3 separate regions of the Mus musculus genome follow, and regions 1 and 3 are each linked to region 2. Evidence: chromatin loops called from intact Hi-C (ENCODE). Cell type or tissue: heart. All regions are shown on one strand. Links, peaks and the distances in the headings refer to the core of each region. The heading gives the core; the rest is flanking DNA. Region 1 holds the start of Adra2b (adrenergic receptor, alpha 2b). Region 2 has its middle 18 kb from the start of Prom2. Region 3 overlaps Kcnip3 (Kv channel interacting protein 3, calsenilin).

Region 1 (6,751 bases), core at 639-5,638, 200 kb after region 2:
GATTCCAGACCATTCCACTGAGGCATCCACGTGCCCACTTGCCTCCCAGAGGGATGCTGAGTGAGAAAACAACCCATGCTTCTAGCCTTAAAGACGCTACAAAGCTTAAAAACAAAACAAAACAAAACAAACAAAAAACCCAGCAACCAGCACTAGACCATAACCAGCCACCGCAACAGCCAAGGAGAACCACAGGTGCTCAGCACGGCTGAATCCTCTTCCTTTTGTCCTCTTTCTCAGCATCAGGTCCTCCTGGGAAATGTAGAAGATGGGCTTCCGGCTCTTTGAAAGGCATGAGGAAGATCAAGGCTGGGGATATAACTCGGTTGGTTGGATGTTTCCCTAGCATGCTTGAAGCCCCGACTTCATTCCCCAGCATCAGGTAAACCAGGTATGGTGGTGAGCATTGTTACTTCTCATGCTGGAGAGGTAAGCAGAATCTTAAGATCAGCCTCAGGCTGCATAGCAAGTCTGAGACTGGTCTGGGCTACATGAGACCCTGTCTCAAAAAAAAAAAAAAAAAAAAAAAAGAAATGAAATGAACAATAAAAGAGAAGAGAAGAATATGATGAGAAAGAAAGAAAACCACCACAAGTGGCCTGCCAAGGCACAGGGGGTCTCCAGGAAAGGGAAGCCTGCCTGTTGGCTTACAGGTGGCTGGGAGGGAGGTATTCTAATCAGCCTTGGCCACGTTCGAGAAGGTCCAAGCTACCCTTCCTGAAGAGAGAGCAGGGAAGAGGTATCCCACAGTACAGTCAGCAAGGGAAGGTTTCAAATGAGCCCCTGGGAACAGCACATTTGTCCTTTCCCCTTCAGGGGTGTCTGAGGATGAGGTCTGCAAATGGGCCCCAGGGAAATGGTCACATAGACTGCGGAGGTGGCAGACTACCACCGGGTGGTCCTGGCACTAACCCTGCCTGGCACTGGCCCGGAGCAGGCAGGCTCACCAGCCAGTCTGGGTCCACTGCCGGCAAAGGATCCTTCGAAAGGCACGGCGGAAGTCCTGGTTGAAGATGGTGTAGATGACAGGATTCAAAGAGCTGTTGCAGTAGCCAATCCAGAAGAAGAACTGGAAGAGGCCATGGGGTACCTTGCAGTGCTGTGGGCAGATGGCCCCCAGGCTGTAGCTGAAGAAGAAAGGAAACCAACAGACCACAAAAACACCAATGACCACCGCCAGCACAAAGGTGAACCTCTTCTCTCGGCTCAGCTGTGTCCGACGGCGCCACCACTGCCCACTGGCCACACCCACATTCTTGCTCAGAAGCACCTGGCCACGTAGCGTGGCCAGCACCCGGGAAGTCTGAGGCTGCTGCAAGGGTGGGTTGAATACTGAGGCAGGAGAAGCTGGCAGTGTTTGGGGTTCACATTCTTCCACCTCCTCTTCATCCTCTTCAGCTCCCTTCTCTGCAGTTGCCCCACTAGTCCCCTTCTTCTGGTCCTGGACTGATCTGGGCAGGGCAGACCAATTGGGTGGCAAAGCCCTGGCTTCGGGATCTTCAGGGGTCTCCCCCTCCTCCTTCTCCCTTGGAGGCTTGGGGTGTCCATTAGCCTCTCCGACAGAAGATAGAGGAGAGACCAGGGTGGGCACTTTAGCCGAGGCTGGAACTCCCCCGGCGGCCGGATGGGGCTTCTTGGACTCACCCTCCCCAGAGCCCCTCTTAGCTCCGAGACCTCTGCAGTGGCTGCGTTTGGCAATTACATAGATTCGCAGGTAGACGAGAATCATGATGAGGCAGGGAGCAAAAAAAGATCCGATGCTGGAAGCCAAGATGTACCAGGCTTCTTGGTTGAGCTCACACTGGGGGAGCCCGTGGGGCTCTGGGCGCTGGTCGCCCTTGTAGATGAGGGGCGGTAGAGAAATGACGGCTGCAATGAGCCACACGGTGAGGATGATGCATTTGATGCGGCGTGGAGTGCGCTTGGAGTTGTACTCCAATGCTCGGCTCACTGCCCAGTATCTGTCCAGACTGATGGCACACAGGTGCACGATGGAGGAGGTACAGAAGAGCACGTCTAGCGCCAGGTAGACCTCGCACCACGCACGCCAGAAGTACCAATAGCCCAGCAGCTCGTTGGCCAGAGAGAAAGGGATGATAAGAGTAGCCACTAGGATGTCGGCTGCTGCCAGTGACACCAGGAAGAGGTTTTGTGGTGCACGGAGAGAGCGGCTGGTCAACACAGCCAGAATTACCAGCGCATTGCCGAAAATGGTGAAGAGGATGAGAAAGGTGATGGCCGACGCGATGGCGGCGGTGGCCTGCACCGAGTAGGGCTCCTGGTGGACCATGGCGGGGCCGGACATGTCCAGAGAGAAAGATGCTGGCCAAACTCACAGTACGCAGGAGAAAGCGCCACCCTAGCTCCGCTACTGTTGGGGGCCGTCCCCCCAGGCGGTGCAGATGGCTCTGGAGCACCGTAGCCTGGCCGGAGGTCCGGGGACACCCAGGACCATCTATCGCTCTCTTACGTTCTCTGCCACTGGTGCCCGGCGTCCCTGCAGTCCGCCCCAGAGAAGTTTTCCAAGTTGTCTCACTGCCGTCCCGGGACCAGAGGAAAGTCGCGCCGTCGTGCGGCACAGCTGCAGGACTCACAGAACCGACTGGGGAAGCGCACCCTGCTCTCGGTAAAGGCGCTCTCTCCCGGAGCCGCGCCTGCAGTCAGCCCTCCGCGCAGGGGCGTGAGGAGGAGAGCCAGCACCGCGGGAGGAGGGAGGAGATTGGGGGCGGGAGCTGGAGGAGGGAAGGAGGCGGGGCGGGCGATCCGACCAGGGTGGGTGGAAGGTGCGCTTTGCGGGACATGGACCTGCGACGCACATCTTTTACTCGCCCCGGGCCCCAACATCTTTCTCCTTCCCGCCGCTGCGCGGCCGAGTCTAGAGAGCAGGGAGTCTGGGGTCGTCGGCGTTCTGGGAAGAGTATGTACCGAAGAGAATCGGTGCGTGCTGAGACCCGGAGCTGGTCTGTCCCAAGGGTCCACTTGCCTTCTGTCTGCGAGTCTAGGACAGAGCACCCAGATCGATAGACTGCTTTTGTCGCTTGCAGCAGCCCGACAGAAAAGCGTGTAGGAGAGTGTTGAGCTCTTAAGCATAATAAGCCACACCTCCATCCAGCATCCCAGCAACCGAGAACCTTAGGGGCCGGACCAAAGTGGGGAGAGAGTTCCAAATCCCCTTTCCTAACGCTTCCCCACCCAAACACCACTAGGTCTAGGTCAGACTTGCGAGGTGCAATGAGTGAGTCTCTGTGCTGCGAGCGCCCTCTGCTGCCATCTGAGTGCAAGAGGCTAGGGGCCGATGTCCTCGCAGGTCCCAGACACACACACACACACACACACACACACACACACACACACACACACACACACACACACACACACACACTAACTACTCCTTGGTGAGAAGCGACTAGTGGACTTCAACCACCCTATTGCTGCTTCCTTTTTCTCCATTAAAGGCAAAAAAAAAGTTAAAGTAGGAAGGGAAAACTGGAGAGATGGATCCGTGGTTAAGAGTGCCTCTTGTAGAGAACCTGTGTTCGGTTCCCAGCAGCCACAACAGGTAGCTCAAAACTGTAACTCCCGTTTCAGGGATGGTATGCCTCTGGCCTCCACCTACACTCCCCTGAACATAGCCACACAGAGACCCATACTTTAAAACAAATCTTAAAGAGGGAAACAGCTTGACTCAAAGCGCAGGTTTGGAGAGGAGCCTCTTGACCAACGGAAAAGGAGGTCCCTCCTCCAGAGCGGTGTGAGGAGATCTCTCCATAGCTCAGAAAAAGTCAATGTGGGTGGCTCAGGTGTAGAAAGGAGCCGGCCTTGGCCGCCCCAGATGTTCATGCAGCCTATCCAGTGGGAGAACAAGTTTGAGTGCTGAGCGCTTGCTCTTGCAGAGGACCCGATTTCAGTTTCAAACCCCTTTCCATCAGCTCACAACAGAATGTAATTCTAGTTCCAGGATATCTGATGACCTCACTTGACGCCACAGGCACCAAGCGCACAGGTGAAACATAAATACACGCAGAAAAAAACAATCATACACAAAAAAATAATAAATCTTTAAAAAAAAAAACTTTGAACTGGGCCCTGCTCCACCCCCAGCCTCAAGGAGGTTTCTCCACAGCTTGTGTGAAAAGAACCAGGCCTTGTATTTACAGCTCCTAATTCTGAAGGGCACTACATAAATATATATATATGAATCCCTAAAGATGGAGTCCACTCCCAAATCTCACCTCAAGTCAGTGAGTCTACTGGACTTGTCATGGCCACCACTGTGAGATCTCAAATGTGACCGTTGGGTCCCCACAGACCAGTCTTTCCTCAACTCAGTCTCCAGATCACCATGCCTAGCCACATGGGGACACTTTGAGCAATGCCTCCCCACCTCAGGCCGAGCTGCAGCTAGCTCTCTAGTTAGGTGGGACTGTCACAACCAGAGAGGGTGGTGCCATGTAGACCAGGCTTGAAAAGGACAGCCATTCACCTGCCCCTTTGAGGCTGTAGTCTTGAGACAGGTCTTACAGACCATCACGTTGGACAGGGCTTGAGTCCACAGCCACAGGTGATGAAGAAGTCCTCGTAGCCCCATTTACTGAGAAAGGGCTGAGGGTGGTCGTGGGAGCTTGAGAAGTAGCCACTGAGGCAAGTCCCTACTTGTCCCAAGCAACCTCCAGCCACACTCAAACTGAGAGAAGACTTCACAGATGATCAACGTCAGATGGGATATTTTATGGCCCATTCTCCTTAAAGGGCCAGGTCTCCAGGATCCTGCAGGAAGAGCAGCCAAGGTTGCCCCTAATCCCACCTTACTCCAAGCCCCACTGACGAACATTCACCTTGTTCTTCCCTGAAGGGGCAACTCTACATCTACCAAGTGTCAGGACTCACCAAGTCGGGTGTCAGCCCAAGATGACCACAACTTAAGAGAGGTGCTCTCCTATCCTGCAGCTAGGAGGGCAGCAGGAGCTGTCCCAGAACCCAGGAGTGTCCCAGTCTGTGTATCATTAGTCCTTCCCAGGGTTTGTTCAGCCAGACACTCTCAGTCTCAGTGGGCTCAGCTCACGCTCCAAACTCCATATGCCCTTTGACACTCGGGTGTGGTCCAAGGACTTGTTGAATTACATCCCCACCTCCATCAGGACACCTCCTCTTTATTGCTGAGAACTGCCATGGTTGTTGGTGGGTGAAGGATGGTAGACGCTTATCAGTGAATGGCAGACTCACTGTGCTCAGAGCCATTGTGCCCACACTGTCCCAGAGTGCCATCTCTGGAAAGACTGGGAATAGGGGCAAGGTGATTTTGCATATAGGTGACATCATCTTTTTCTAAAGAAGGGCAAGCTAGCATGGAATCTAAGGAGATGTGTGACATCTAAGAGCTGAGAGAGGGGCACTGAGTCTCCTGGTGGGAACCAAGCAGCTTCTAGAGCTGCTCTCCCTGACCTCAAGATCCCTCTGGGACTGATCCCATCCTCTTGTTGAGCTACTTAGTCTCCTTTCCAAGGGACCCTTACGTCTAGAACACTACGTCATGGTTCTCAACCTTCCTAATGCTTCCACCCTTTAATACACTTTAATACAGTTCCTCGGGTTGTGGTGACCCACAACAATAAAATTTTCATTGCTACTTTATATAACTGTAATTCTGCTACTGTTAGGAATCATAATGTAAATATCTGATATGCAGGATATGTGATATATCATTCCTATGAAGTTGTTCAACCTCACCCCTACCCCAGCAAAGGAGTTACAACCCATAGGTTGAGAACCACTGCTCTATGTGGTCAACCTTCCTCATCTCCATTCCTCCACCTACTCCCATGCACAGACACTGCCCCCACTACCCTTAGGCTACATTCAGTCCCCTGGTCCCCTACACACTCTCCTTGATCCCCTTGGGGTTAGGAATGCATCTGCAGTCTGCCCTTCCAGAGCCATAAGTCACCGAGAACCAGGTCCCTGTCTGTGTCCTCTTTCTCAGTGAGCCAGGAGTGTGGACCACTTCCTAAGTTGGCAGTACTTTAAGGTGCCATTCCTCCTCAGCATCCTGTTCTGTCAAAGTCTAACTCAGAGGATCTCAGTGAATGTGGCCATACTCAGCCCACAAGGCAGTGCCTTGAGACACCTTTGACAGTCACAGCACGGTGAGGCTGCTACTGACATCTAGCACACACAGGTGAGCCACCATAGTGAAGGGCTGCAAAAAGGACTGATGGCATTGAGATCTAGAACACACGACGCACTGACTGCTCCTAGAGCCCTCCTTTCCTGCATCTAAATTCTGCGGGAGTTTCCACCCAATGATGGCACCCCGCCCCCTCCAATGCTAGGGCATTTCTGCTGTCCTGAGCCCCAGAGCCTTTGTGCTTACCCCTTTATTGACCCACCCATGTGATCTCTTACAGCTGACTCAGACCTAACATTTCCATGTCCTCCATTCCTATCTCTTCCCAGGTTCAGTTTTCAAGGTTGCTGTTCACCTGGCTTTCCCCAAGTTATGCCTCAAACCCCAAAATATGCCCAAGATTTTGTCAACTCTACAATGCCCTTCACTCTCACTTTCATGACCATGGCCAAGTCTCTGCTTCTAATCTATTTCCCATGGAATTTATACAATGTATTTGTTTGGTGGTTGTGGTGGTGGTTTTTTGGTTTTGGTGTTTTTTGTTTTGTTTTGTTTTTTTGGTTGGTTGGTTGGTTGGTTGGTTAAGTGTTTAAGACAGGGTTTCTTTGTATAGCATGGTCTGTTCTG
Region 2 (6,751 bases), core at 1,060-6,059:
TTTTTTTTAATGTTAAAGAATCCAAGCATGTCTGAGATTTCCCAATGTCATGATTTCCATCATCTCAGGAAGTCTGTATTCTCTGAGTGTCTATGTTCCCTGCTAAATTGGAATTGGTGTGTTTGTAAATTTGTTAATTACCTTTAAGGACTAGTCCTATTTCTGTTGCTTAATTTTTTAAAAGTTTTTCTTAAACTTTTTCTTTTGTCATTGAATTAATTTTCTTTTCCTTTTAGTCTCTGTTTCGCTTACAATTGTGTGCTTTTTGAGATTGCTTCTTTATAGTCTTTCCCTCAGTTCTATTTACAGAGGTTCATCAACTTTATTAGGCCTTTCAAATTAATTTTTGGGGTATTTGGAAAGTTAACTTTGCCAATATTTACTTTACATACAATAAAATTTATCCATCTAGTGTTCAATAAGCTTGAAAAGTTAATGGCAGATACTTACCCAAACCATAGCAATGCCAGAGCGTGGGCTTGCTAGATCACCTGGTAGCTCCATTTTTAATTTTGGAGTAATTTCTATGGAGCTTCTTATTCCTTTACATTTGACTGAGTCTGCCAGTCTAACCATATCACCCTTACTCAACCCAAGAAATCGAATGCCAGTGTAATACTCTCTGCCATAGAGCATTAGCTTATCCATGGTTTCCCCAAAATACCACTTGCTGTCCCCCATCCTGTTTCCAGTCAGTAATGGCATACATTGTGTTCATTTGCCCACCTCTTGTAGTCTCTTTCAGCCCAAATTGGCATTTCTACCTGCTATAATTAGAGTCTCAAGTGTACCCCCAAAAAGCTCCTGTCTAGAAGACTGGGTCTTTAATGCAATGATCAGAGGTCAGACTTTGGGGAAGTGATTAGCTCATGAGGATGCTGACAGGCTAATTCATTGGTGGATTCCCAGTTAAATTGATTGAGGGGATGGGGATAGCCTGGAAGGCAGAGCCTAACTGGAATGGGTCACTCTGGACACAACTCTGAAAGTTAACTGTGCCGGCTAGTTTTTGTGTCAAAAGAGGGTGCACACCTGCATTCCTACTGGGAAGTGGAGATGAGAGAATGCGCCAGAAGTTCATGAGCCAGCTGACCTGGACTAAGCCATATAACAGCAGATATAAGAACCCCACTTTGACAAGGTGGAAGGAGAGACTGGGCTCCCAAAAGCTGTCCTTTGACGTCCACATGCACACCATGGCACGTGCACACCAACACTCACACATCAACACACTTGAACTTCCTTTACATTCACATTAAACATTTGTTGAGATTTACTTTGACTTTAGGTATGTGGATATTTGATCTGTATGTATGTCTGTGCACCACATTTGTACAGTGCCTATGGAGGCCAGAAGAGGGTGTCAGATCCTGTGGAACAGACATTAGCTGCTGCAGTCGTTAGCTGCCACGTGGGTACTGAGAGTCACACCCTGGTCTTCTAGAAGGGTAGCCGGTGCTCTCAATTGTTGAGCCATCTCTCCAGCCCTGCATTTACATTTTAAATGTTTTAAATTAAAATCTAACTACATCACTCTTCCCTTTCCTCCCTCCAACTCTTCCCATGTCCTGTCCCTCCACCCCCTTCCATGTGCCCCTTCTTTCTTGCAAGTGGGCTAGAGAGATGGTCATGGTTAAAAGAACATGCTGGGCGGGCATGGTGGCACACGCCTTTAATCCCAGCACTTGGAAGGCAGAGGCAGGTGTCTGAGTTTGAGGTCAGCCTGGTCTACAAAGTGAGTTCTAGGACAGCCAGGGCTATACAGAGAAACCCTGTCTCGAAAAACCAAAAAAAAAAAAAAAAGACCTTGCTGCTTTTGCAGGGGACACCACCCAGCCATCATTTGGATAGTTCACAATCAACTGTAACTCCAAATTCTGGGGATGCGATGCCCTCTTCTGGTCTCTGCACTGAACTCATGCGCAAAACCATACTCAGACACACACACACACACACACATATATATGTATATATATATATAAAATCTCAATATATATGTCACTCGGCCATAGAGCTACATCCACAGTGCCTCTGAGTGTTCTGTTTTTAACATTCCATTGTTATTCACCTTTAGAAGCCTAGTAGACATTCTCATAACATTGTTCTCAGATACAGCTGTATTTATCTATCAGGGTGTGTTCTGTGATGTCCCCCGTGGAGCATGAAACCTCCCGTAGTTCTGTATCGTGTGTGCTTTATTCTCATAGCCTCTCTGTTATATGTGAATCACTTGTCTTGTACTCCTGGGCCATTATTGATAAAAACAGGGGTTCTCTAAATGCAAGCACTGTGTTACTCTGGGAGTCAGTCATAGTAACTGTGATGGCTAAGTGACTGAGAAGAAGTAGTGTATACAGCATTGATACATTGGACCTAGAGGGGAAGCACGGGCTTCCCCTGGGGAGGATGGAGCAGAAGCCATGACAATTCATCATGCCACTCAGATCATCAAACAACTGGAAACATATGAATTGATTATTTCTGGCACTTCTCATTTAATATTTTCAGATGGTGCTTGAAATTTCAAAATGTGAGACCCACAATGTCTGTACTGTTATAGTATCACCCACCATGCAATTTCAAAATAAAGAACAAAAACCAGGGAAATGGCTTAATGGATAAAGGAATCTACCGCCAAGTCAAATAACACAAATTCAGTACCACACCAACTTGTGGGTGTGTGCCCAAGAGGAGTGAAAACACATTCACAAAAAGATTTCTGTAAGTATGTTACTAGCTCACCGTAATAGCAGCCCAAGCTGGAAGCGTCCCAAATGTTCATCATTAGTATAAAAGAAAACAAACTAGAGTGTTCATGCAGTGGGCCATTAGTCGACAATAAAAGAATGGGCTGTGGATACACAATGAATTTCACAAACATCCTGCTCAGTGGAAGGCACCAGAAGAATGCTACAGGACTTTCAGGGGACCCTTGAAAGGAGGCCAAAGTGATGGATATTAACAGAAAGTAGAAAGGCCTTGGTTGTTAGGGAAGGAATATCTGTGACAGGCACAGCGAGCTTTCTAAGGTCTTTCAAAGAGAAATTAAGAAGCCTCGGGTAAGGCGGTGTGCGCCTGTTATCTTCACACTCGTGATGCAGAAAAAGGATTACAAGTTTAAGGCAAGCCTGTGCTAAAAATGGAGCTCTGTTTCAAAACAAGAATATGAAAATAACAATAACCTAGTAACGGCCCAAGATTGGTTTAATTTGGGGTAATTGGGGCTGCCTACACAGTGATTGGCTCCCTGGGGCTGCCTGCACACTGATTGGCTCCGAGGATGCTCCAGGGGTCTCCAGTCCTATGCGTAAGAACTTCTATGTAGTTCTCAGACTTGTCACCGGGTGGCAGTGTCGACCAGTCTGTCGGACTCCTGCGGCTGCTCCATGGAGATCTTTGCCTCTGCAGCTGCTCAGCTCCACAGGGTCATTGATACCATCGGTCACTTTTAAGTAGACCGAGTTATTCACCGATTGCCTACTGAATCCAGCAGTCTCAGCAGGAAATGACTTATCTGTTTGTCTAGAACACATCTGTGGCTCTGATGTAGGAACCCTAGGGCCCTGTGGAGGACTGAACAATAGCAGAGTTCACAGACACTGCGGTGGCACAAGCTTCCTGACAGTTGGCACGCGTGCAGCACAGAGCCCTGTGGAAGGGTTTGGGAAATCAGGGGGGATCCCCTCTGCAGCCAGCCTGGTCTACAGAAACAGTCCAGTGCCAACCTGGGCAATATAGTGGTTCCCTGATTCATTTTTTTAAAAAATGCTAGAAATGGTCTGGCTGTGAATCTCAATGATGGAGTACTTGCTAAGTAGCTATGTGTTCAAGTCGGACTCCAAAGCAGTGATGGCCACCCACACAAGACTGGCCCACCAGCCTTCCATTGTGAATGGGGGACAGGCTCATGAAGTCCTCGACCTCCCAGAGGAGCTTCAAGTGCTTAATGGCTGCTAGGAGATGGGAAGGCATATCCTTAGTGGTGTGGTTGCTGATAAGGTTGCCCTTCCTCAAGCAACTGCCCCCCACCAGCCATTCATGGATGCAATGCAAGTTCAAAGCCGTGGGGCACGCTCAAGGACAGCAGAGCAAGAAAGAGGGTACCGCTGGGGAGAAGGGAGAAAGGTTAGGAGGAGGGATGGAGGGAGGAATATGATCAAAGTACAGTGTGTGGGGTGTGTGTGTGTGTGTGTGTGAAGAGAGAGAAAGATTATGACAGTCACTTGTGGCTCACACCAGTAGGATATCCTGAAGAGGTAGAGGCAGGAGTATCACAAGTATCAGGACAACTTGGACTGTAAGACAGGACTGGTGAGTTGGCTCAGCAGGTAAAGGCCCTTGCCTCCAAGTCTAACCATGTGAATTCCATCCATCCCAGGAGCTTACATGATAGAAAGAGAGAATCAACTCCTGTTAAGTTTCCTTTACTTGCATGTGTGTAACATGGCATGCCCCCATCAAATATATAAACACTACAACCATTTTTTAAAAGAACTTGTGAAAGGGTAAATCAATTTAAAACAAAGCTGCTTGTCTCCCTGCTCAAACTCACAGGTCCATAGTTCCCCTCCTAGCTGCACTGAAGAGCTCTGGTCTCCATAAGTGATCGCTGGCCTTTGCTGAGAACATACCATGTCCCCTGAACACACCTGATAGCTTTAAGATGTAGGGACTACTGATATCTCAATTTTGAGGCTAAGAAACAGGTAGGTAGGGGCTCTCTGTGTCCAGTGCCAGTGTCAGGACAGCTTGGTCGTGACTGACAGGGGCGCAGCCAGGACAGAAAAATCTGAGATGCTCCAGGCTGAGGTGCTCCTGGCTTACCTGCTGGGAAAACAAGTGATACATAACTGCCCTCACAGTGTTGTGGGGTCCATTCCTAAAACCTCTGGAGAAGGCTCCAGTTCCACACCCCTCTGTCTTAGTGCTACCCAGGACAGCCAGAGCAACACAAGACCCTTTCAAACTCATCAACAAGACTGCCTCCACGTGAGCTGAAGAAGGACACCAATAGACAGGCCAAAGAGACTGGGGGGTAGACCGAGAGGCCTCGGTCCTGCACAAAGAGTTACAGGCAACTAAGGAACACTGAGCTTGGGAGAGTCTTCCCCAAGGAAGAGCATGCCGGTCGGTTATCCAGTACCAAGTCAGCCCTGAACACATGCATACAAGTAGCATTATACCGACCGAGCAGGTTATATTTAGGAATATATGTGTGTATACATATGTGCATGCAATAACAATTAATGAAAAAGAGAGGCCATGAATTGGAAAGATGGCAAGGAGGTTTTAGAAGAAGGAAAGGGAAGAGAGAGATGATGTTATTATATTATAATCTTGAAATGAAAAAAAATCAAGCAAACCCTAAAAGCAGAACGTGATTCTCCCACGTGCGTTCTTAGCACAGCTTCAAACCCTGATCCTGTGAACAGCCCTGCTGTGGGTTGCTCATCCTTTGTATTTAAGGGATCAGAGCTTCGGAAGCTTCCCCTGTCCTCCCGTGCTTTCAGCCGGGAGTGGCTGCATCATGATTAAAGGAAGGTGTGCGCGTGGAATGGCCTGCTGATTCTTGGCAAAATGAACCTGGACTTATTTTTAGTTCTCTAATCCTTGCTTGCCTTATTATGTGGGAAGTCCTGTTCCCTGACAGACTAATTGTCTTTGAAAGACGCCCTTTCCCAAGGGGTGACTCCAGTCACATTTTTGGCTTTACCCCTGCCACCCTCACTTTGTCCAGGGGTTGTTAAAAGACTCCAAATTATAGCTCTTTGGTTTAGCTTTGTAAACATACATGCGCACACGTGTGTGTGCGCACACACACACACACATACACACTCCTTCACACACGCATACACATACTCTCTCATACACATATACTCTTACACACACATAAACACACATACTCACTTTATCTTGTAGAAAACTATGGGAGGGCATTTGGGTCAGGGGACAGCATGCACTTGCAGAGGGGAAGAGGCGTGAAAGACTGGGGTGTACTGGGGACAGGGACAGCCTCAGTGTGGCTGCTACTGGTGACAGACTGGGAGGTTTGCCAGCCTGCGGAGAAACCTAGAATGCCTTCCACCAAGAGTCCAGAGTCTAGGGATGCTTCAAGAACTACTTAGCTCCAGGCCTTACTCAGCCAGATTTATATGCTCTTGGGTCAGGGTCGTGGCTGATGCTGGCAGATGAGAGGAAGGAACAGGTTTCTCCACTGCTGTCCCAGCTCTAGAGGTAGATTGACAGAGACAAGTGAATAGTAAGGAAGCCTGCAGATGTGATATAAGTTGCTTCATGACACCAGAGCCTTTAAAAGGAAATGAAGAGCCAACAAAGTTGGTATGTGGGACTCAGCAGTGAGGAGCTCTTACTTACTGCTCCTGCAGAGGACCTGGGTTCAGTTCCCAGCACCTGTATAGTAGTAGCAAAGAGAGGGGCTCACAACTGCCTGTAACTCCAGTTCCAGAGGGTCTGACGCCCTCTTGTGACTTCTGCAGACTACCCCATGCATGTGGTGCACACTCATACACATACACTCAGGCACATACACTTTTTTTTTTTTTTGACTTTTCAGGATAGGGTTTCTCTGTGTAGCCCTTGCAGTCTTGGAACTATCTCTGTAGACCAGGCTGGCCTTGAACTCACAGAGATTCTCTTGCCTCTGCCTCCCAGATGCTGGGATTAAAGGGCATGTACCACCACCACCCAGCTATAAATATTTTTTACAAGAACATGTTTTGTATGATATAAC
Region 3 (6,751 bases), core at 586-5,585, 96 kb after region 2:
TCTTGCCCACACCACATGTCTCTCTCCCTGCTGGGTGTGTCCTCCTCAGACAGCAGTGACAGTGAACTGGAGTTATCCACGGTGCGCCATCAGCCAGAGGGCTTGGACCAGCTACAAGCTCAGACCAAGTTCACCAAGAAGGAGCTGCAGTCCCTTTACCGAGGCTTCAAGAATGTGAGTCCCCATGTCCCCATTGGAGTCCATGGAAAGACTGATCACCTTCCTGTCTCCTACCCAGGAGATCTAGAAATTTCTCCAGAGTACAGTAAATACCATAGAGGGTCTTTGCAGGGCTCATATTTGTGGGAGAGCTATTGGGGGTGGGGGGTAGGGCATCAGTATGGATATTGTGAAGGACACTCTGCTCTTCTGTCGGAGCCATGGATGCTGTATCAGTTGGGACAGCATTGGCATGTAGCAGGCAGCCTCCACAACCCTGTCTACACTGCCTTCTGCCTGCCCCACAAAAAGTTTCCCTAGCCTGGGGCTCACAACTGTACCTCAGGTAGTGAGTATTCCTCAAGAGAGTGGAGAGGGGTCAGCCCTGTGGGGTGAGGCATGGAGCCAGGAGTGGCCAAGGCCACTGAGAGGTATGACTTCCCCCTGCAGGAGTGTCCCACAGGCCTGGTGGATGAAGACACCTTCAAACTCATTTATTCCCAGTTCTTCCCTCAGGGAGGTAAGTCCAAGGCCAGGCTCCCCCACCAGCCCCAAGCCCTGACTACACCCCTCTTCTGTGGAGAGTGCCCTATGACCGTTCCTACCTTCCTTTTTGGAGGGTCTGATGTTGCCTCTGACCTACCAGAGAGGAACTCCCACTAAGCACAAAGCTCCAGGTGGGACTGTGAGATTTTGGAACAGTCTTCCAGGCAGCCCTCCCAACTCCAGCCTTGCCTTTTCTCCCCCCAGATGCCACCACCTATGCACACTTCCTCTTCAATGCCTTCGATGCTGATGGGAACGGGGCCATCCACTTTGAGGTAGGTCCCTGCTGACCCATATGTCCTGCCCCTGTGGTCTCCAGACTGGTCTCCTCACCCCAGGATCAACTTCTTAGGGCTGTTGAGAGAGTCAGGCTCAGTCCTGGGGTAAAGCCTTCCACGTGTCACTCAGGACACAAGTGCACTGTTGACACTTGGCTAGCAAGGGTAGGGGACCAACGGCCCAGTCTCAGCTATCTCTTCCATTCTGGGAGTTTGTATCCAACCTAGCCAGCCGGGGAAGCTGCCAACATGAATATACATTTTTAAGGAGGCCAAGGATTAAAAAAAGTGTTTATTATGAATTTGGGGAGGGGTACATGCCATAGCAAGTGCGTGGAGGTCCGAGGACAGCTTGCAGAAGCCAATTCTTTTCTACCACGTGGGTCCAGGGTTGAACTCAGGCTGTTGGGCATGGTGACAAGTGCCTTTAATGTGTCATCAGCCTTTATCTTTGATTTTTGAGACCAGGTCTCTCTATATAATCCAGACTGGCCTCAAACTCATAATCCTCCTGTCTTAGCCTCCCAAGTGCTAGGATTACAGCCATGTGCTATCATGCTTGGCTCGCAAATGGATCAAGGTTTAATAGCAGAGTTTCAAACCTTTGATCTATGACCCTATTACTAAGCAGTTGCCATCCCAGCAAGACACCATGAGTGAAGGCCAGTGTTGCTCAGGGTGAGGAAGGAGAAGCCAGCCACTTCACATCACTCCAGACTGCCTGGGCTCCCCACAAGCAGTGGTTATCATGGGTTCCTCCCAGGCCTGGCCACATGCAGTCATTTGAGAAGGGCTCCATCTGTGGAGCCCGGGCCCCTAAAAATAGCTGCAGGAGAAAAGCTGAAACCTCTTCAGAGAGAGACCTCACTGAGAGCTAGCCTGATCGATAAGTGCCCCAGCTTGGCTTCCAAGGCCAAGGGCGGCCAGCGGGAAAGCGGTCTAGCAAGCACACAGCTCAGAAATGCCATGGACCGCCAGGCTGGGGTAATAATAACTCGTCAATAATGCCGCTGGGTTATTTTTACACAGCTCCAGCCACACTGATACACTGGATGGGCCCGGGAGCCCGGGCTTGGCTCTATGACCACAGCCCCCGCCCCAACCAGAAGAGCCATCTCCTCTGTATACACACGGTGTTGGGTGTTGTTGCTGCTTATTTTCATTAATGCCTCAAACACCAAAGTTATTGTAGACAGAAAAGACAATAAGAACAGGGAGCTAGTGGGGAGCTGTGTGGCCTCCCAGGCTTCCCCTGTGACCTGTTCCTGGGGTTCCCCCCCCCCCCGAGACCACACAGAGTTCTGGAGCAAGCATGGACAGGAATCCAGTGAGGAATCCAGCCATGACTACATGGGAGAGCTTTACTTAGCCATCAGTGAGCCCTTCAGTCAGTTTCCAAGGATTCCTTGATGTGTCCATGGACCAGGAAGGGCATAGTGCCTACCGCCTCCTATGACTGTCACTTGCCTGTGGACCCTTCCCATATGACACAGAGGGGATCTTGGGGTAGGTGATATGTCTGGGAAGCAGGGTATGTTTGTGGCTGAAGCGGAGCCTCTGGCACCTTCTAGGTCACCCAGTACTGCTATCTTCCAGTCTTCCACACGCTCCTCTGTGTGCGAAACACATCCCAGTCTCCTGAGGAACTTTCTGGCTGTGACGTTCTCCTCTAAGAAGTTTGCTGCAGGAAGGGAAGGGCACAACTCAGCATCATGCCTTAGAACCTTACAGGAAAAAAAAATCACAACATCCCATCCCTTGACAAAATGAGGATGGCAACATTAAAACTGTCGAACCCCTGCCGGGCGGTGGTGGTACACACTTTTAATCCCTGCACTTTGGAGGCAGAGGCAGGCAGATTTCTGAGTTTGAGGCCAACCTGGTCTACAAAGTGAGTTCTAGGACAGCCAGGGCTATACAGAGAAACCCTGTCTTGAAAAAAACCAAAACCAACCAAACCAAAACAAAACAAAACAAAAAACTGTCGAACCCCGGTAGAGCCAAGTGGATGTGGTCCCAGGTCCCTCCCGCAGGCAGTGCTGGACGTGGATGAGCCTCCCGGTCCATGACACAAAGTCCCTTTCTAATTCAGCTAGTGCAACTTATGAGAGAGGCACATTGCTTCCCAAACACTTCAGTAACTGTGGATGCCTCCCGGGTTCCCAGCTTGGAAGTAGCACTGGACAAGCTGCTCATTGGGAGAGTGAAGCCATAGAATGTCTAGAGGTGTGGCCACTTCCTTGTACTGTATGCCGAACCCTAAGCCTATGGTGGCTTCTGTGACACTGACCGAGTTGGCCTCCCTACCGTTGGTGTTAACACTGCTATCACAGGTTGGCCTGCAGCCCATCAGTCACCCTTGGCAGCTTCATTGCGTTCATCCTTTGGGATTTTGCCTTTGAAGCCTGGGTGCCCGAAGTTAAGACTAGTGATGGTCACACGTGAAATTGTGCTGCTTCCCTTGACAAATGAGGTCCTCCAGAGGCCTCGCAGGGACAGTCAGTCCTCTGTTAGCTGCAGGCTGTGTGGCTAAATCCTCCTGTGACACTAGGAGGGTGCTACCGCCCTCTTGTGGTCTACTTGAGAAAGAGCCAGCCCAAGGTAGACACCGCACCCCTCAGCCTCTCACGGGGAAAGCCTGTGGAATGGGCAGGGTGGAGGTCATGCTTTCGGGGTGACTTTGAATCTTCTCTGCTTGGGTAAACCACACCCACACTTTGGTGATCATTCCTCAAGCTTAAGAGGGTAAGAAATGTCACCTTGCTTTTCCTTTGAAATGTTTTCATGATTTCCAAGACCAGAGGCAGACTTTGGGAAGATCCGGTGACCCCTACACCAAAGTTTTAGGCGCCAAGTCTCCTTTTACCGTTTCCATGACTCTCCTGGTCCATCCTGTTTAGATGTGATGTCACGAGCCTCCATGGGGAACACACCTTTCCCATCCCCCTCTAGCCAACTGACTGCAGGATTGTAATATGACGCAGAGAGAGAGTTCCAGCTCCCTCAGGCCCTCTTGGACCTCCTGTCAAGTCCCCTAGACTGGGGGATCCCTTTATCTCCTTCTTCCTGACTCTCTTATCAAGTGTGCATAGTCCAGCAGCACCTTGGAAATCGTATGTGAGAAGGGACTTTTGAGCCTCTGGGTATCTCTGGGTAACGCCATCTTTACCCTCACCCCCACCCCCCACCCCCGTCTGTATGTTACATGGACTAGACCTTCCAGGGAAGCTGTTTCTCAGGCCTCATCCCTCTAGGGCAGCTTGTCAACAGATGATTCTAATCAGGAGTGTGGGGACCTTATTGACAAGGATGGATGATGGATGGATGGATGATTGATATTGATTGGTTTTCCCAGTTGACTTTGTGTTTATCTCTGGAAACACTCTCTTGGCAGCCAGTTTTGCTCAGCCTCACCAGGACCTGTGCCCATGGGCTCGGCTGGAGCTGATCTCGCAGTCCCGGGGAGGGGGTGGGGCCTGGGAACTCTTTCTATTTCTCTGACTCACTTTGCTGCGTTTTCTCTAGTTCCGCCTGGAGTTTCTGTCCTGGCAGCACTGTCCCTTGGGAGGTATCTCTCTCGACCTCTCCCCTTCCCACCCCGTCTCTCTTCAGTTCCTTGCTCCTCCAAACCGTTTTTTTTTTCTTGCGGTTGTTGTTTTTGATCCCTAACAACCAGTTCTCTCTGGTTTTGGGTTATTTCTCTCTCTTCTCTTTAAACAGCATCCTATTTTTATTGTAAGGCATGCTAGGGTCTAACCTCTGGGGTGTCTGTGTTTCTGTTATGTTTTTCCCCTTCTAGACTGTTCTGTTCCTTCCAGATTGCTTTTCTGTTTCTCGTGGTCCCTCCTTCTTGTGGTACGGCTCCTTGGGAGTAGGGACTGAGTCCTCGAGGATCTACTCTGTCCCTCTGCAGCCTCCAACTGCAGTCCACAGGGCATCCCCTTCCTCTCAGAATAGCCAAGAGCATCCTCGAGCCGGGGTGGGGGTGGGGGTAGGGTTGAGGGTGGGGGTGGGGGTAGGGCTTACCTCTCACACCTTCCAGGAGGTGGGGGAAGCACCTTTCCTTCAGGTGCTTTAATTAACAGCTGGGATTCATGTACAGCCAAAGGACCTTGGACGTGTAGATGCTTAGTAGACTGAAATAGAACACCCCTGTATATTGAAAGACCATCCCAGACAGCAGAAATGTACAAAATGAGCACAGGACGTCAAACTAACAGTTTAGTCTCTTTGCTTGACTCAGAATAGACTACCATGCACACATGCACACGAGCATGTGTGAGCGCGCACACACACACACGTGCATACACACGCACACACACACATTGCAATGTACACAACCCCACATGCTGACCACTTAAGCGGACACATCTACCACACCACGAAGGAGGACTTCATTTGAAGGAGTGTGGATGAATCTCAGTGGGAGTCCCATGTCACATGGTGGGTTGGGAAGGGAACCCCAGCTGTGGCTGCCCCTCCTCACTCTCCCTCTCCTCTGCAGGACTTTGTGGTTGGGCTCTCCATCCTGCTTCGAGGGACGGTCCATGAGAAGCTCAAGTGGGCCTTCAATCTCTATGACATTAACAAGGATGGTTGCATCACCAAGGAGGTACTGGGCTGGCAGGCCTGCCTGCCCCTCCTCTCTCTCCTGAAGCCACTAACCTGGTGATTCTCAGCCCTGCCTTGCAGCCTTGCCACACAGCCTCACAAGTGGTTGGTTTGACCCAAACATTTTTATCTGAAACAGTCATAACTTCTTGTTTCGGAGGCAGGTTCATAAATCCATTTCCAGTTTCTCTTGGGAGTCATTGGATAGGCCCCAGCTCACTCTCTCTAGGCCCCTCAGACTCACTCACCACTGCCCTGGCAGAAAGCTTTGGCCCCTAGAGGTAACACTCAAAGGCCCAGGCATCCCTGCGGTGGAAGCAGACTCATGCAGCTCTCTGTTCCCTAGGAGATGCTGGCCATCATGAAGTCCATCTACGACATGATGGGCCGCCACACCTACCCCATCCTGCGGGAGGATGCACCCCTGGAGCATGTGGAGAGGTTCTTTCAGGTGTGTGAGCCCTGACCTTGCTGAGGGGAGGGGACAGCCCTAGTGAGTCTTCAACCAGTGCCAGTGAGGAGATGCAACTAGGCTTCCCTCCTGCCCTAGCTGATGGTCAGAGCCCCTCGAGGAGACCCAGGCCCTGTCCCAGTGAACTTTTTTGGGAATAAAGCATCCTGAGTGCCTAGATGCAGAGGCAGCTGGCACTTGCCCAGGGAAGGGACCAGTGTTTTTGTGCCTTCTGGGACATATTTGGAACAAGCTCCCTCCTTCCACCCTACCTGGTATTGAAGCTGTCTCCATTCTGGAGGGGCTGAAGGAACCAATGGTTTAGATTTTACCCTGTCATTCCATCCCTCATACGCTCTGGCTTCTGTCAAAGAGAATGCTGGGAAGCTAAGCTGAGGTAAGCCAGCAGGGAGCTCACTAAGCAAGGCCAGCTGAGGAGATGCCAAGGGCAAGGTTGGCAGGGAAGGGTGGGAAATAGAGGGACCAGCTGAACTGGAGGAACGCCCCACCTCCACCCCACAGCATCTTCAGGCTGGAGCAGGGGAAGGTCCTAAGGGGAAGGCTCACCTTGGCTATGGTTTGGGTTGCAGAAAATGGACAGGAACCAGGATGGAGTGGTGACCATTGATGAATTTCTGGAGACTTGTCAGAAGGTAGGCGGCATTAGAGGACTGGACTTGGGGCCCTCTGTAGTGTCTCTCTGTCT

The links. A loop is a pair of places that touch in the nucleus more often than their neighbours do. Peaks named below come from ENCODE experiments on the same cell type or tissue, not always from the same donor. Only the 100,000 strongest peaks of a DNase experiment are listed, where the experiment ranks them.
Region 1: it touches region 2 in a loop (4-fold over the local background); 14 of 42 quality-filtered maps call a loop at or near these places.
Region 3: a loop joins it to region 2, with 10 times the contacts of the local background. A loop is called at or near these places in 17 of 42 quality-filtered maps.

What each region holds. Positions count from the first base shown.
Region 1 is chr2:127,359,119-127,365,869 of GRCm38, reverse strand. Adra2b (adrenergic receptor, alpha 2b) reads right to left here and starts at 2,691. Exons shown (of 1, transcript NM_009633.4): 1 at 1-2,691. The coding sequence starts at 2,290. The coding sequence ends at 944. In heart, for the core only: a CTCF peak has its summit at 3,239 (motif pointing left); DNase peaks (open chromatin) are centred at 2,639 and 3,239; H3K4me3 peaks cover 2,667 bases; H3K27ac peaks cover 2,557 bases; H3K27me3 peaks cover 4,709 bases.
Region 2 is chr2:127,556,109-127,562,859 of GRCm38, reverse strand. No RefSeq gene overlaps it. Among named protein-coding and RNA genes, the nearest start is that of Prom2, 18 kb to the right of the region's middle. In heart, for the core only: a CTCF peak has its summit at 3,347 (motif pointing right); a DNase peak (open chromatin) is centred at 3,329; H3K4me3 peaks cover 378 bases; H3K27me3 peaks cover 2,691 bases.
Region 3 is chr2:127,459,277-127,466,027 of GRCm38, reverse strand. It overlaps Kcnip3 (Kv channel interacting protein 3, calsenilin), which reads left to right. Exons shown (of 9, transcript NM_019789.4): 3 at 50-174; 4 at 610-679; 5 at 910-980; 6 at 5,488-5,595; 7 at 5,941-6,045; 8 at 6,636-6,698. Among named protein-coding and RNA genes, the nearest start is that of Fahd2a, 18 kb to the right of the region's middle. In heart, for the core only: a CTCF peak has its summit at 3,558 (motif pointing left); a DNase peak (open chromatin) is centred at 3,517; H3K27ac peaks cover 2,022 bases; H3K27me3 peaks cover 487 bases.